Linked DNA regions of Homo sapiens: region 2 is linked to region 1. The links are chromatin loops, found by intact Hi-C in ENCODE. Cell type or tissue: Caco-2. All regions are shown on one strand. Links, peaks and the distances in the headings refer to the core of each region. The heading gives the core; the rest is flanking DNA.

Region 1 (5,388 bases), core at 307-5,306:
ACACACACATCTAATCAGTTCCTGATATTGGATAGCAAGGCTACCTGATTATAGTTTTATTTCACAACTTACTTTTCATGTACATACATGATGTACAAAGGCAGCATAGTCTGTAGGGTTAATGGTATAGGGTCTTCAGCATGACTGCCCAGGTTGAAACCCCAGCTCTACTGTTTACCAGCCTACCTCTCTTCCTCATTTTCCATAGTTGTAAAATGGAAAAATAATAGGGCCAATCCCATTAAATTGAGAGGATTAAATGAGTTAATACATATAAAGTATTTACAATTGAACATGGCTCATGGAAAACACTCCATAAGTATTAGCTGTTAGCAGTAGTCATAGTAATTGTTTTGTTATTTATGCCTTGGTTTGTTCCAAAAAGAATGTAAGGTAGTGTGTGTAAATGTGTGTGTGTGCGTGTGTGTGTGTGTGTGCATTTTACTCCTCAATTAGCTTGCATGCTTCCTAGGGGCAGCAGCTGTGGCCTGTAATTTCTTTGTGTATTTTTAAAATGGCTAGCACAGTGCCAAGTATATGGTGAGTGCACAATAAGTATTAATTCCTCCTCCCCTTTTCTCCTTAAAATACACACCATGTTAGTCTCTGTTTTCTCCCACTACGCTGAGCACCATGCTTGGCTCAATGGTATATGTGTGTTGCTCGGTTGGACTGTTGTTGATTGCCACAGCTTGTTGAGCCCTACAGAAGTGCCTCAGCCTTGGACGGATATTCACTGACCCATTCAACAATCTTGTCCACCATTTTGTCTGCAGATTGAGTGTGCAGTGTTAATGAGCTTTGACAAGACAGAAGAGAACACGTTCACAATAACAATTGAAAATAACCCTTTTGATATGGCTGGGATATTTGTTCACTCCAAATCTCATGTTGAAATGTGATTCCCCAGTGTTGGTGATGGGGCCTAGTGGGAGGTGCTGGGCCATGGGGATGGATCCTTCATGAATGGCTTGGTGCTTTCCTCAAGGTAATGAGTGGTAGTAAGTTCAGCTGAGATCTTGTTGTATAAAAGAGTGTGGCATCTCCCCACTCTCTCTCTCTCTCTCGCACCCTCTCTCTTCATGTGACACACTTGCTTTCCCTTCACCTTCTTCCATGAGTAAAAGCTTCCTGAGGCCTCCCCTGAAGCAAAGCAGATGCTGATGCCATGCTTCTACAGCCTGCAGAGCCATGAGACAAATAAACTTCTTTTTTAAAAACAAATTACCCAGTCTCTGGTATTCCTTTATAGAAACACAAAATGGACTAACACACTCTCTATTCTTAATGGGGAGAAAAGCTAGAATTGCAGTGAAATGAAATGTTTGTGAAGAAAATCATGACTGACTTCCATTTAAAAATGTTTTTTACATTTAAAAATATGTGAAGTTCAGCTGGGCACGGTGGCTCATGCCTGTAATCCTAGCACTTTGGGAGGCCAAGGCAGGTGTATTACCTGAGGTCAAGAGTTCAAGTCCAGCCTGACCAACATGGCGACACCCCCTCTCTATTAAAAATACAAAAATTAGCCAGGCATGATGGCGTGCGACTGTAATCTCAGCTACTCAAGAGGCTGAGGCAGGAGAATTTCTTGAACCCAGGAAGCAGAGGCTGCAGTGAGCCAAGATCATGCCACTGCACTCCAGCCTGTGTGACAGAACAAGGCTCTGTCTCAAAAAACTAAAAAATAAAAAAAAATGTGAAATTCAATGTGCCTGATGATGCTGCCAGAAAAGAGAAAGCTAGCCTGAGTAGACCTTCATTCAGTTCTACCCTTTCTTAAAGTATGTCCTGTGGAAGCTTAATGCTGAATTAAAGTCTCCTAGAAACCTTATTAGGGGATTTGGGTCAGGGACAATAGTTGTTCTTCATGACCTTCTTTTGTAACCTCCTAAAGAATGCTGTCTATCATCTCACTAGGTTCACAAGGCTTGTTTTGTCCTTTGTAGTATCTCCCATGGCCCATCCAAGGGAAAAGGAAGTTCTTGCTCAAAGAAAGTTTGTGCACTATGCAAATGCAGTGATATCATTTTTCATCAGGCTGAACTAAACAGCACACAACAAAACCAAGAACCTACACCACTGCTTGTGCACTTACATGCTAACATAAACTGTACAGATTTATAGTCCCTGATGTGTACAACATCCCTTATGTATTAGTCTGTTCTCATGCTGCTAATAAAGATATACCTGAGACTGGGTAATTTATAAAGGAAAGAGGTTTAATGGACTCACGTTCCTTAGGGCTGGGGAGGCCTCAGGAAACTTACAGTCATGGCAGAAGGAGAAGCAAACACGTCCTTCTTCACATGGCGGCAGCCAGGAGAAATACAGAGTAAAGGGGGGAAAAACCCCTTGTAAAACCATCAGATCTTGTGAGAACTCACTTACTATCATGTGAACAGCATGAAGATAACCACCCCCATGGTTCAATTACCACCCACTGAGTCCATCCCACAACACAGGGGGATTATGGGATCTACAGTTCAAGATGAGATTTCGGTGGGGACACAGCCAAACCATATTACCTTACATATGTGAATTATCTTGTTTGCTTCTGAACAGAACAGTGGTAACTACAATTGCTCTACATTTTACATTTAGGTGGATCTTAAGGTGACAAGATTTTACTCCTTTTCACAATTTTTGTGATGGGACAATAAGCAGGAGAGGAGAAAAAGGCAAAGGAGCATGTAAAAATAAATGACCTGTTTTTTACTATGTCCCCTTTCTCAGTAGAATATGAAAACTTCCTGTGTGGGTCCTTTTATGGCTGCTTCTAGATTTTCAAAGCTGTCCCAGCTGAGACGCAGGCAAAGAGAAGAAAGAGGCTGGGCTGAAAACCACTGCAATTTCCTGGGGAGAGAGTGCCCCCGGATGGGCCATTGATCTTCATTGTTCCTGCTAGACAAATAGACTTCTCAACATCAAATAAAACTTTACTTGATGAAGATTTGTTTGGAAGGATGCTTTGTTTATATTTCTTTACCCTTTTAGATATTACCTACAATTTCTGAGCACATGTGCCAAGATAAAAGAACTTAACAAGCAAAGAAAAAGGGCGTTTTTTTCTATAGGGAGAGGTTCTGAAAAATCCAAGAACATAAGACGGGTTTGTATACTGGCTGAACAACATGGGGTGGCTAAACTGGTTGTGTTTCTAAATTCTTTCAAACAGGCAGAGTTACTAATTTGTCTTATCAGATGCTCAGCATGATAAATCTAAACCAAATTATCCTATCACATGAAGTACTCTTCCCTTAAGAATCAATTAAGCATTGGAAAAATGAGAATTCTTACTTCTATGCAGAAATGATACTGTGTGGTTAGCTAAAACTAGGACTGTGTTAGCAAAACACAGACTGTATTAGGACTATGATTTGTGTACAAATCACAAAACTGATCATTCCAAAGAGAATGATAGAACAAGGGTAGCCTGGGAGTTTCTGAACTAGCATTGTAACACAATGAGTCAGTTGGTGTATCCCTCAATTCGGCTGGATTAATTTTTTTTTTTTTTTCTTTTGAGACGGAGTCTCGCTCTGTCTCCCAGGCTGGAGTGCAGTGGCGCGATCTCGGCTCACTGCAAGCTCCGCCTCCTGGGTTCACACCATTCTCTTGCCTCAGCCTCACAAGCAGCTGGGACTACAGGCGCCCGCCACCACGCCTGGCTAATTTTTTGTATTTTTAGTAGAGACGGGTTTTCACTGTGTTAGCCAGGATGGTCTCGATCTCCTGACCTTGTGATCTGCCCGCCTCAGCCTCCCAAAGTGCTGGGATTACAGGTGTGAGCCACTGCGCCCGGCCTCAGCTGGATTACTTTATCCCCAATACTGTCACCCTACTAGTTCCTGTCTTGCAGTGAAAAATAGCAGATCTGTGAGTCCAGGAGCTGGCTCAGGTTGGGGTTCACTGCTAGAATCACCCAGGTTGCTTTTGATAATGAACTCTATCTTCAGTCTGCAAAGTAGGTCGTGGGAGAACAAGTGAATTGAATATTGTTCATGAACTTTTATCATTTAATAGGGCTTCACTATAGAAAAAGTAAAAAATACAGGTAAGAATAAAGTAAAAGTTTTTTTACTTTTAAAAACTTTCCATTACCAAGAAGAAATCCTCTCCACTTTTTAGTGTGCGTTATATCCATCTGGATTTTTCTTTATAGTGTAAGTATGGTGAAAGCATGTGACTCAAGCTTTGATTCCAAAGTCAGCTAATGTGTTAGTCCATTTTCATGCTGCTGATAAACACATACCCAAGACTGGGTAATTTATAAAGAAAAAGAGGTTTGGCCAGACACGGTGGCTCACACCTGTAATCCCAGTAATTTGGGAGACTGAGGCAGGTGGATCACCTGAGTTCGGGAGTTCAAGACCAGCCTGACCAACATGGAGAAACTCCATCTCTACCAAAAATACAAAATTAGCTGGACGTGGTGGTGCATGCCTGTAATCCTACCTACTCAGGAGGCTGAGGCAGGAGAATTGCTTGAACCCAGGAGGTGGAGGTTGTGGTGAGCCAAGATCGCACCATCGCACTCCAGCCTGAGCAACAAGAGCAAAACTCCATCTCAAAAAAAAAGAAAAAGGTTTAATGAACTCACAGTTTCACGTGGCTGGGGAGGTTTTACAATCATGGCAGAAAGAGAAAGGCATGTTTTACATGGCAGCAAGCAAGAGAGAATGAGAGCCAAGCAAAAGGGGTTTCCCCTTATAAAATCATCAGATCTCATGAGACTTATTCACTATGATGAGGACAGTATGGGGGAAACTACCCCCATGATTCAATTATCTCCCACCAGGTCCCTCCCACAACACATGGGAATTATAGGTGCTACAAATCAAGAGGGGATTTGGGTGGGAACACAGCCAAACCATATCAGCTAATAAGGAGGGGAAACTTACAAATTATCACTGAACTGTCCTTAAATCACTCATAAGATTCAGTATACACAGTTTTGTGTTTATAACCCTGGAGAGTGCTTCTTATATATAAGAAGTTTTGGGAATTGCTCAACTAGAATAAAAGAAGAAACAAAAGTAATATCTTAAAATAACCTGGGAGACAGGGAAAATTCCAAGTAGTTCTGCTTCCTGGCAGTATTTAATCTGTTATGTTTTAATATTAAGCAGCTATAGCCTTAATACCTATTAACAGATGTATTTAATGGATGGATTAAACAAGATAATGGAGTCACACCTTACTGGAATTAAATTCTAAAGTTGGTGCCTAAGAAACACCTAGGGTGAAATTCCTCTCTCATTCTCTTCTTTCTCTGCGTGTGTGTGTGTGTGCATGCGTGTGCACGTGCATGCACACACACACACATACATGTGTAAAACTCAAATCATACATGCTGTTTTGGAGCCCACTTTTTCCACTTAACAA
Region 2 (5,388 bases), core at 54-5,053, 52 kb before region 1:
TTATTGAACCAGAAGTTGGTGCTTCTTGGGCCTCATCCCAGTTTTTGTACTTTCTACTTAGCCCTGGATGATTCACTGCTGATCCCCAGAGCCACATTTTTCAGTCTATCAAATAGAATGAAAATCTGCCAGCCTTTCTGTCTTCTGTTCTATGTAACTCTTAGTGCTAGGCAAAAATATAGTCTCCAAGGATTCTTATGCGGTTTAAATCGATGATGTCTAAGCTTCTCATAAGAAAGATGCTGTATCAATAGATGTAAGTCACTTATGATGATGTAATTGAAGATCCTTATAAAATGTTGCAAACCAGATAGAATACGTAATTGCCTAGATAAAGGTTGAATATTCAGCACAGCCTCACTTTTATGATTGTGAAAATAATACCTGTTGGGTTTGGAAAAGACAAAAAAAGTAAAATAGAAATTCACGCCTACAATATCTCCACACAAAGATAGCTGAAAATTTAATAAACATTTAAGATTGTTTGCCCCTTTTCTCCCTGTGAGAATAATATTCAAAATAATACACTGGCTGTCAAACAGGCATCTTTGTTGAATTAAATGCATCAATATAAATATTCATGGTATTGTCTTAGCTGTATCTCTAAGAAATGCACCAAGTCCCCTGTAAGAATATTGCTTTAGTTACTGGTGTTGCTGTGCATACATGTATTGCACAGTCACACACACACGCACACACACACGCATACACACGTAAACCAAATTCCAGAGGCTTTACAAGTCTTAGATCCATCTAGAGTCCTTGATTTGCCATTTGGATCCCTACCTTTCTTTCACTTTTCTCCTATTATCACCTTGGCAAGCTGAAACACTTGTTTTGGGACGAATCCTCTTCTAGCTTCTAGTACTTTGTTCATGTTCTCTCCACCTGCAAGGATCTCTGCATCTCTGTATGCTTGAAGTCTGTGATGCCAAACCATAAAGTTATGGAGGCAAAGAGCATGGGCTTTGGAACCAGACAGGTTAGGATCAGATTCTAAACCTGCTGCTGGCTCTGTGACCTAAGCAAGTCATTGAACTTTTGCCTCTGTTCCATTTGCCTCTGTTTCCTCATACAGAAGATAAAGATAATAACAGTTCTTACCTCCTGAGTGTGTTATGATGATTAAATACATTAAAATGTGTAAAGAACTTCCACACCAGACTCACAGAATGTACTCTGGAAAAGTTATATTACACTATCCTATTTTACCAATTTTATCAACTGTGCATACATATTTATTTTTCACATTTGAGCCTCACCAAGATCAGAATGCTTTAAAACATCAGTGATGTCTTAAAATCATATCTAACTCAGATGACAGTTGTGTTGGGGTTGTGTGAGAGCCTCACAATGACACTTTCTAATAGAAATGCCCACATCAAAGAGTTTTAGTTTCCACAAAACAAGGACATCTACTTGTGTAAAATAGTTGAGGGCAAGGATTTTAAAATCACCTGCCTGGTTCTGCCACTTCCTGTGCCCTTGGGCAAGTTGCTTAACCTCTCAAAGTCTCTCTTTGTCCATCTGTAAATTAGTAGTAATAATGGTCTCTACCTCACAAAGTTGTGTCATCATTGAATTCCATAATGAATGGAAAGCATTTAGCCTGTTACATAGTAAATTCTAAATAATAATAACCATAAACATTTTTTAGCACTTACTAGGTACCAGTAACTACATGTAGTAATTGTGTCCTAAAGCCTTCACGTGACTAAATTTATTTAACACTTCCTCAAATCTTACAACAGGATGCTAGAATTGTCTGTATTTTATAGGTGACGAAACTGAGGCACAAAAGGGTGACAATTTGTCAAGGTCACACTGTTGTTAAAAGGTAGAGCCAAACTTCAGAATCCATGCTCTTCTCCTCTAGGCTCCACTGCTACTCCACTGGAAAGAACAACTTGAAAGGAACAACTTGAAAAACAACACTTGGATGCATGTGTTTTTTGAAACAGAGTTTTGCTCTTGTCGCCCAGGATGGAGCACAGTGGCACGATCTTGGCTCACTGCAACCTCCACCTCCTGGCTTCAAGCAATTCTCCTGCCTCAGCCTCCCAAGTAGCTGGGATTACAGGCACCTGCCACCACCCACCGCTAATTTTTGTATTTTTAGTAGAGACAGGGTTTCACCATCTTGGCCAAGCTGGTTTCGAACTCCTGACCTCAGATGATCCACCCACCTTGGCCTCCCAAAGTGCTGGGATTACAGGCGTGAGCCACCACACCTGGCCCAGATGCATGTCTTATGAGCCTTGAAGAGATACTGTGCTGGGGGAGGTGGGGAAGGGGCAGAGGCGGGGGAGGTGTCCGTCTGCTTCACTGTAACATCCACCAGCCTTACCTCTTCCTCTAAGGAAATGTTCAGCAAATGATTGAACAAAGTACCCATTATTTTAGTCCCACCTGGGCTGTCCTTTGTGGAGCTCAGCCAAATCCCCGCAAGGACCGGTAATTGCAGAGTTTTCAAAAACTGGACCCTGTGGACTGGGCTGCACACTGGGGTCTTTATCCATGAACAAACAATGCTGAAGAGAGAGCCCTCTTGCTCCAGGCAATGGAATGCTCACAGTGAAGAAATGTGAAACAGTTTCTCTTTGTGGTGAAACTCTAGCTACCCAGCCAGGCCCACAACCTACACTCTGCTGTCAGGAGGTCAAGAGGGAGAATGGGGTATGGAAATTTGCAGATAAAGAACTGGAAAGCCAGCTTGGGTTAATGGCCCTCAGCTGACTGCTGGCAAAAATCTTTGTTTCCCCTGAAGTAGGCTGAGTTTCTTTCTGTTCCTCTTCCCCGGTATCCCTTCAAGCAGCACTGGGAAAACAGCACAAGGGTGACTGTAAGATGTAAGGAGCGCTCTGAGGTTGAGATACTGATCTCAGGGGAGTTTTTCCTCTGGTTGGGTGGGATCTAGAGCTGACATGGATTGCTCTGGAACTGTACAAGTGTTCTGCACAGTAGTGGCTTGACTTCGGGGCAGGTGAGTTGTCATTAGAGCAGGAGATGGGAAGGGGATACAGGATAGCCTGGCAGGAGAGGTAGGCCAAGGCTAACTGTCAGGATGCTTCAAAGGCAGGGCTGAGCCTTACAGTGGCTGATGTATCTAGGTCAGTGCTTTTTAAATACAGATGTCAATCTTGAGTTCTTGTTCATATATAATTATCTCTATAAGACATTTCTTAACTTCTCTCATGGTCCTAAGCATAAAATAAGTCATAAAGCTTCAGGGAAATGTTGGGTATATTTTTAATTAGGTGAAAAAACAAAATACTTTTCTTGATCTTCTTCTCACTACTTATAAATTAAAGTGTTGGTTCTAAAATAACAAGAACCCTGGCTTTTTCTTCATTGTCTTCTTAGTACCTAGCACGTGGCAGGTATTTAATATAAAATTTTTTTGAGTCAATGAGGAATAAAATTACTATCCAAGAATAAGTGGGTTCAACTCTGGTTTTGCACACAAACACGATTACTACAGCAGTGATCCATCTATCCCTGAGCTTCCAGTGGCACTTACTGTGTCTCTCTCTATCCATCTTGAGGCCACATTTAGCATTTTGACACATCTCTCCTTGTACCTTCTGGCCAGATGTGTAACTTGAAAGGCAAAGCTATAGCTATGAAAAAAAGAGCAGTGGTTTCTAAGAGTTGGGAGTAGAGGGTTGAAGAAATGAAGCACAAGGTTTTCTAGGGCAGTGAAATTATTCTGTATAATACTGTTATGGTAGATACATGACCATATGCATTTGTCAAAACACATAGAACTTTACAGCACAAAGAGTAAACATTCTGCATGCAAATTTTTAAAGAATCATTTAAGAGGATGGGGGATCCTCAGTTGGAATGCAGATTGCAACAGAACCACCTAATTATATTACAAAAGTGTGAAACAATTTCACTGCAGGGGGTTGGGGAGAAAAGTCCTGACACAAGTAACTTTGGATGTGAGCAGAATCTGTAACACTAAGGGCAAAGGAAACTGTACATAAGCACTATAGTTGAAAAAGTTATTTTCCCATAGGTACAGGTTAACAGTGTAGATATATGTAACAATACACTACACATGTAAGCTGAAATTAAACAATTTAGGAAATGGATAATTTCTCATGGTTACAGTGGGAATTTACAGGTAATCAACTGGAGGAGGCTATAGTCATCCATGTGCTAATAGTTCAGAGTTCAAGAGATCAAGTATAAACTGTGTTTAACTTAATATAGATATAGATGGTGTCTTAGTTTGTTTCATGCTGCTATAACAGAATACCTAAGGCTGGAAAATTTATAATGCACAGACATTTATCGACTCACAGTTCTGGAGGCTAGGAAGTCCAATATCAAGGTGCTGGCATCTGGCAAGGGCCTTCTTGCTGCATCATCACACGGAGGAAGGTGAGAGGGCAAAGAATAAGGGCAAGAAAGGGTAGAATTCACCCTCTTATAATGGTACCAATCCCACTCATGATGGTGGAGCCCTCGTGGCCTAATCACCTCTTAAAGGTCTCACCTCTTAATACTGTTACAATGGCAATTAAATTTCAATGTGAGTTTTGGAGGGGACAAACATTCAAATTATAGCAGATGGTTATATATAGGAATATTTATATATGTGTGTGTATATACAGGTTAATATACATATATCCTTTATCTGTCATCTGAAAGGGCCTAGAAGTAATGACACCATAGTAGCCATGAGCACAGCTAGTAACCAGATTGTGGTTTCTAATATCATTCTCCAGCAAAGAACTCAGGGCTCCTTGGAAAAATGGCTGATTCCAGGACAGGGGCAGGAAATATACAGATTGATCCTGGAGCATCTTGTAGTGCCAGAGACTAAGAAAGTGTTAAACACACACACACAATTAGGGGGTGTTCACAGTCAAATGGACACAAGAGCCAAATGAAAGAGTGCCCAAGAGCCAAAGCTGGAGAAATTTGATCAATAATCATAATTTGGATTATAACCCAAAGTATGAAATAAATATCTGAGTTTATACTGACATAAATAAATGATTGAATAAATAAATAAATGATTGAATAAATAGAAAAATGGTGGAGAATAAATAAATCTCCTGCGTAAAATCAGAATAATTTATACAGGTACTCCACTCTCAAGTAGGTGGAACCTAGCTCCCCATTCCTAAGTGTGGACTGCACATCATGACTTTCTCTCAAAGAGGACAGTATGGAAAGGGGGTCTAACAATCACTTTACAGTGGAGAAACCTGTCAAACAAGCAATCAGGGTCAACTTCAACAGTAACGAGTCATGCTGACGTAGATACCTTTCATATAATGTGATGAGAATGTCACTTTATCTTTGTAATTTTCCTCACCCATACCCATAACTCCAGTCTAATCATGCAAAAACATCAGACAAATCCCACCT

The links. Peaks named below come from ENCODE experiments on the same cell type or tissue, not always from the same donor. Only the 100,000 strongest peaks of a DNase experiment are listed, where the experiment ranks them.
Region 2: it touches region 1 in a loop (3-fold over the local background); 4 of 110 quality-filtered maps call a loop at or near these places.

Annotation. Positions count from the first base shown.
Region 1 is chr4:37,778,142-37,783,529 of GRCh38, forward strand. No RefSeq gene overlaps it. Among named protein-coding and RNA genes, the nearest start is that of PGM2, 46 kb to the right of the region's middle. In Caco-2, for the core only: no CTCF peak of the experiment used is centred there; no DNase peak of the experiment used is centred there.
Region 2 is chr4:37,726,802-37,732,189 of GRCh38, forward strand. No RefSeq gene overlaps it. Among named protein-coding and RNA genes, the nearest start is that of RELL1, 43 kb to the left of the region's middle. In Caco-2, for the core only: no CTCF peak of the experiment used is centred there; a DNase peak (open chromatin) is centred at 2,560.